2 separate regions of the Homo sapiens genome follow, and region 1 is linked to region 2. A link is a contact called in ENCODE Hi-C or POLR2A ChIA-PET data. All regions are on one chromosome and are shown on one strand. Each heading gives the region's core, a stretch centred on a gene start or an enhancer-like site at or near the end of the contact. The rest is flanking DNA. Distances are from core to core; before and after follow the strand shown.

Region 1 (3,198 bases), core at 232-2,731, 78 kb before region 2:
CCCTTTCTTCCCAGGACAGACAGGCCTTGAGACTCCATAAGTGCATGCTTTGGTGCACTCTGCCACGGTCATCTCTGCCTTCTCTGAGTCCTTGCTGCCCTTTGCTTTGCCTTCATCTCCATTCTTCCCTCTCTCTGCTCCTCTGACCCAGGTTCTGAAATGTCTCCTTTTGCCCCATCCACATTATCTGATAATAACAACAAGGATAATCAAAACCCTTTATTGAGCACATACTGTATGCTAGCCACTGGGTTAAGTGACGTGTGGGTATTATCTCATTTAAATCTCAAAAACAATCATGGCCTCACGTTCATATACCAAACCCCATTCCTGCTTTATTCTACCTGCCAGATGGAGCCTTCTTGGGAAGCACTACAACTTAAAATTAAATGCAAGGTGCTCGCAAACCTCTGGCCACTGCATTTGGTCAACTTGTCACTCCTTTACCTAAGTTAGTCCTGCAGTGCTTGCTCAGGCTTCATAGCCAAGACTTGCCCAGGCCTGCCCAGCACTGTCCCCATGATCTCCTGCAGCTGAAGTTTCCAACATGTCCCAGAAGCCCCATTCTGCCCCATTCCAGTAAAAAAAAACCCATTTCTGAAGGCTAAACCGTGATCAGCATCCACCCAAGAGTCAGAGAATAGAAAAGAAGGCTTCTGCAGTCATTCTTAGTTGCTTTAGACAAATGTCAAAATTTGCCTTCATCTCCTCTATCCTTCTATCTTTGCAGCTTCCTCCTAAAATCAGGAAATTAGATTAAATAAGTAGTTCTCAAACTCTATTTCAATGGGCCATGATTCCACTTCTCATGGATTATTAATGTATTATCCTGTCTCTGATGATGTATTTTCATGGCGCTCTCCAGACACAGTACCCTGATGAAAAAGGAGTGGTTTTCATGGTTGGGATCTAGGCAAAGTAGCAAGGTCGTAGGAGAATATTGGGGTGGGTGGGGGTGCCACATTTGGCTGCCCCCTTGTCTCTTGGTGCATCAGAAGAACTCAGATTCAGAGCCTGGGAAATTCAGGCCAAGAAGAGTAAGTGACAACAAAAGGAAAGATAATAGCTCTTTGTTGGGAATAAAAGGAAAGCAGCAAAGGCAGAGGACCTGCTTATCTTGCATTCTGGCAGAACACAGACCACCAACTCAGATACTTCAAAAGACCCCTGGCTCAGCTCCCCAGCCCCTCCCCTGGGGCTCCTGCAGAGAGAACATCATAATACATCTCCTCATTTTCTCCTGCACTTTTGATGTCAAAGTGTGGTCTGGTTAATTAGATGTTAGTGGGGGCCAGGGGTGCTGGAATCCAAACTCAATAAATTTCATTTCTGAAAGACAAAGAGGTCAAGTGCATATTAAACTTGAGCGCTCAGGGAGTTCTGCCGGGGCATTTATTCAGTCAGGCTCGTTGCAGTTTAGGCAGAGAGAACACCAGGCAGCTTTTGGAGTCTGGCTGGGTGCGGAGGCAAGCCTGGAAGTCTGCCCATCTTACATTGTGGAAGAAGAGGGGGGGAAAAAGTCATTCAAATGTTTTCAACATAAATAGCTCAGTCCTGCAGTCAGATTTTGAAATTTCTGCCAATATCCAACTCCTTTCATGAGACTAGCTCAGTAAACAGCCTGGCCCTTAGTTTCACCTCCTGCCGAGATCAAACCCACCAGCTTGGCTGTCTTCTGGGGGAGGCTGGCACTGCGAAGAGCCTATTCTAGCCTCTTGGAGCCCACTGGACTTGGGGCTGCCTCTCACCTCTGTTTATCATTATCTCAGAGCTACAGCCACAGGATAGCTTCTTTCGCCCATGCTTCACCTCCCGGTTGCCTTGGGCTGAACAGCGGAGGGAACATGGCACACACCACTCCCCAGCTCTGGCTGCTGCTCCATGACTGCAAGAAAATCAATATCCACCAACTGTTCCTATGGCAAGAGACCTTGTTACCAGTGGCAGGGCCTAGAACAGTGCAGACCCGAAGCCAGACAGCCCAAGGTCAAATCCTTGTTCCTCTACATCTCAAGTTGATTCTTCAGGCATTTTACTTAGACTCTCCCATCTCAGTTCATGAGTGGGCACAGCCTGCTGCCTTTGCAAGATTAGCATTTGGCCAACCTTGTAAAACGAAATGGGTGACTTCCTCAGCAATATCTGACTTAGGTACAAGTTTGTAATAAAGCATGCAGAGTTCAAGGCTAAATTCTTAGGGGTGCATTTTGAAATATCCCTTTCATTTTGTGTTTGTTTTCTTCTTTTCTTAGCGTGTTTTGATTGGAGAACAAAGGTGTTAGTCATGCATGAGGTGTCCACATATAGGAAATTACTGACTTGGCAACTTAATTACATTTGGAGGCCACTTAATAGGACTGATTCCCTTTATTTAGACAGCCTGAATCTTCTTAGTCATGACTTGAGAATGTGATCATCTACGCGTTGCTTTATCTTGAAAACTTACCAAACCACCACAGCCATCTCTCCAAGCAAACAAAATGTCATGTTGAGACACTACAGTTTGGACATCCCCAAAACCCCATTCGAGATTTCTCATCTGGCAAAATTCACTGTTGCCTGCTGCAGGGTGGGTGGTAACACAGTCTAATTGTGGTTCTTCTTTTCTATTTCTGCAGCATAAAGTCATTCTGCCGCAATTGTTTCTCATCACTGCACCCTAGGTTTTCCACAAAGAACCTCTGTTTTGATAGAGGCCTATTTTTTTTTAACCCTGCCAAGAAGCAGTCTATTGTGTTGGAAAGAGTTCAGCTGAACTTACAAGCCCAAATTTAAGGACTGCATGTACCATTTTTAAAAATCAGAGACCCAGCATGGGAAATCTCCAAGAGCTATTTCTAGTGTGTGACTGCCCAATATTCTAAACTAAGAACTTGAGGAAGCCATTCCCAATGATCAAATTGGTGGCTCCCATCTGCCTAGTTTTTGCTTCCTAAAAATAATTTCCCAGAAGCCTCAGAGCTGTGGTTGAGAAGGAGGCAAAATAATCAGTCATCAGGGAGATTCCTGGTCAAAGAAATTCTTTCTTCACCAAGCTAAGGGTGCCAGCCCCCTACAGAAGCGGGGCCCACCAGCATCCTAGGACCCAGAAATGTGGATAGCATGAAGATGGTTCAAGCTCCCAGAGCCCTTTTCCCATGTAAACTGGCACTCCATTGAGATATCACTTTATGCCTATTAAAATAGCTATTATCAAAA
Region 2 (3,164 bases), core at 395-2,894:
CCAGGCCCCACTGGTTGTTGGAAGAGGGAGCACAGGCCTTTTCATCTTGTCCATCCAAGGACTCCATGAGCCTTCCCCTCAAGCCTGTGGGGTCTACCCCAGGTCATCTGCGCCCCAATCACTACCAGGCCCCACTGTTCGAACGGGGAGCACAGGCCTTTTCATCTTGTCCATCAAAGGTCTCCATGAGCCTTCACCTCAAGCCTGTGGGGCAGGGGGCATAGCACTCAGTGAGAAGGGTAGAAGCCTGGGTTCAACCACAGCCTCCCTGTCTTAGACAAGCCACTTAAACTGCCTGAGCCTCAGTTGCTTCGTCTGCAGAGTCAAGCTAATATAGCTGTACCCACCTGAAAGGGTTGTGAGGTCAGCTGGGATGAAATGGGAGAAGTGCACATAGTAAGTGCTCATTCAATGACAAATGTTAATATCATTACTACTATTATTACTTCCAAATGGGGAGCTGAGGGGCCAGGTGAGTTATCCCCAACAACACATAGCAGGAAAGGAAGTTGCGAGGCCCTGTCCTGGAGTGCTGAGCCAGGCCTGCTCTCTGCCAGCCGCACAGGGTACGTCCCACTGTAATGCCTCCGAGTTCCTCCATCACAAATCAGACATGTTTCTGATGTGGAAGTAAGTTGTAGAGGTTGTAACACAAACTACTGGACACAGCTGAGCCCAGAGCCCACTGCACTGGGTCACTTCGGGGTGAATCTTGGCTGAGTATCTTGAGGCAGGTCACCAGTCCTATCTGGGCTAATTTTCTCCAGCTATAAGATGAGGTGGGGCCGGGTGCAGTGTCTCACACCTATAATCCCAGCACTTAGGGCGGCCGAGGCCGGTGGATCACTTGAGGTCACAATTTGAGACTAGCCTGGACAACATGGTCAAACCCCGTCTCTACTAAAAATACAAAAAATAGCCGGGTGTGGTTGCAGGTGTCTGTAATCCCAGCTACTCGGGAGGCTAGGCAGGAAAATCACTTGAACCCAGGAGGCGGAGTTTGCAGTGAGCCAAGATCCCACCACTGCACGCCAGCCTGAATGACAGAGGGAGACACCATCTCAAAAAAAAAAAAAAAAAAAAAGAAGGGGTGGAATTGGATGGTTCTGCCATCCTCTGTGACCAGAGAACAATCCATTTCACCCCACAGACCCCCTGTCCTCTCCCCTGCTGGACCCCCCACCAGCCTTCAATGAATTTGAACACTGACACTATCAGATAAAGCCTGTTGCTGCTTGAGGTCAGAGCAAGGGATGTCAAAAATTGCCGGAAATTTTTCAGTCGTGAAAAAAAAAAAAAGCACAGGAGAGGCTGGAATACGAGCAGTTTTCAGTATGTATTTTTAGGACCCTGTACAGGCCTGAAGTTCCTTTGATGAGTTTAGAAACAAAAACATGTGTGTGTGGTATGTTTGCTTGATTTAGACATGGGTGTGACTGGAGTTAAAACAGCTTCCCCGTTTGGATTTTGTGATTTGTTGGGAAAAGCCAGAATGTTCTTCAGAACAAAAAGACATTCCTGGCCCCCATCACCACCGCCCCATCCATCTTCCTTTCTTTTGTTTCTCCTTGGTCTTCCTTCCCTGTTCTGAGTAGGCGGCTCAGTCTCTGAGCAATCAGACCCCACCCCCACCCCGTGAGGTCCCTCCAAGTGTAGCATCCAGCCCCGACCGCAGCCTACGCCTCGCCCCAGCAGCTGCAGACAATTGCATCCAGATGTGCATGCAGTGGGCCGGCCAGGAACTGCCCTGGCGGCCACCACTGGAGAGCCCAGCAGTGACAGCTCAGCCTCGGGGCCAGCAGGCTCCCAGGACCCCCACTCACCTCCCAGCAGACGTTCCTCGCAAACCCCATCAGGAAACGCTCCAGAAAGATCGGGCTATTCGTTCGGGGCTCTGCGGGGCTGACCCTGAGCACTCACACCCCATCCCACATGCTGTCCAGGCATGCTCACTGGCTCTGATCCCCACAGGAAGAACTCGCCCAGCTTAGGGACCGGGTTTTCCTGGACTGTGGGGGAGCGTATGTGTCCACGTTGCAGCCAGGCATGGACCGTGGGTCTGAACAGGCAGAGACCTCTGAGACCACAGGGCTGTGGTTTCTTCCCTGCATCTGGATCCTCGTAAGGTGGCCAGGCAGAAACCACAAGCCACATACCTTCCTACACACCTTCTCTCCTAGGACCCCTGCAAGGGTCCTGTTGAGCAGATGTTACCAGCCCACTTCTGGATAAGCCCAACGAGCTCAGAAATCTTCAAGAAGCAACTGGACCAGTGGGAAATGCAGGTCTGGGTGATTCCAGCCTGAGGCCTGAGACTGAGCCCAGTTTCCTCAGGCTCCAGACAACTGGGTGGCCAGGACCCGGCCGGTCAGCCCCATCTGGGGTGGTCAGGGTGGGGCACAGATGCTGAAAGTCGCTCCCACTGTGCACAGGTGGGGCCCTGGCTGAGGCAGGTCAGGACCTCGTGACCTGTTACCCCCCCCCCACACACACACAACCACACACACAACCATTCATACCCATGGAGAAACTGGGCACAATCGTAGACACACAAGTCTCACACAAGCTGACATATATGCGGGTTGACCCACAAACACACACACACACACACACACTGCCTGCTGGGCTGGTCTGGCAGGGCCTGGGGTAGGTCAGTCCTTTGAGGGGAAGGGCAGCTGCTCTTGTATTTCTGCCTGGGTCCCCCCGAAGGCAACAAGATATCAGCCCTTGAGTCTGGACTCTGGCCAAGGGGAGAGGGGACAGAAGGAATGAGAGTTAGAAGAGAGCAACGCAGCAGAAGAGGAGAGGGAGAAGAGAACAAAAGGAAAAGGAGGGAAGGAGGAGGGGGAAGAGATGAGGAAGAGCAGAGAAGGAAGGGTGCATGAGGAAGAGGGAAGCGGGGAAAGGAGGACAGGGAATGGGACAGGGGAAGGAGAGAGTGCAGGAGTAGGCCCTCTCGTAAGCCCCAGCGAGGGCAAAAAACATAATCTCCAGGTCTGGAATCAGACACATAATACATTGGACTTCTATGAGCACGTGTGACCTTATGCAAGTTACTCAACATCTCTCAGCCTCAGTTTCTTTTTCTCTAAAATGGAGATAATACAGTAGCCCCTTTCATAGAGAGGCATAGAACATATTGAACAGTCCCAGGTACATGGGAG

Evidence for each region. Hi-C counts contacts between places; a loop is a spot of excess contacts on that map. ChIA-PET counts read pairs that join two places held with the same protein, here RNA polymerase II (POLR2A).
Region 1: a loop to region 2 is called in a map of IMR-90, with 2.6 times the contacts of the local background. The contact joins two enhancer-like sites. A Hi-C loop is called at or near these places in 1 of 168 maps with a recorded cell type or tissue (IMR-90). POLR2A ChIA-PET finds 5 or more read pairs at or near these places in 2 of 52 experiments (AG04450 and PC-9).

What each region holds. Positions count from the first base shown.
Region 1 is chr16:66,187,695-66,190,892 of GRCh38, forward strand. No RefSeq gene overlaps it. Among named protein-coding and RNA genes, the nearest start is that of CDH5, 180 kb to the right of the region's middle. Within about 2 kb of position 1,482, at least 4 of the 41 ENCODE cell types and tissues checked have a DNase peak (open chromatin) inside an H3K27ac peak, as active enhancers do; they include IMR-90, where a contact is called at or near this core.
Region 2 is chr16:66,265,112-66,268,275 of GRCh38, forward strand. No RefSeq gene overlaps it. Among named protein-coding and RNA genes, the nearest start is that of CDH5, 100 kb to the right of the region's middle. Within about 2 kb of position 1,645, at least 13 of the 41 ENCODE cell types and tissues checked have a DNase peak (open chromatin) inside an H3K27ac peak, as active enhancers do; they include IMR-90, where a contact is called at or near this core.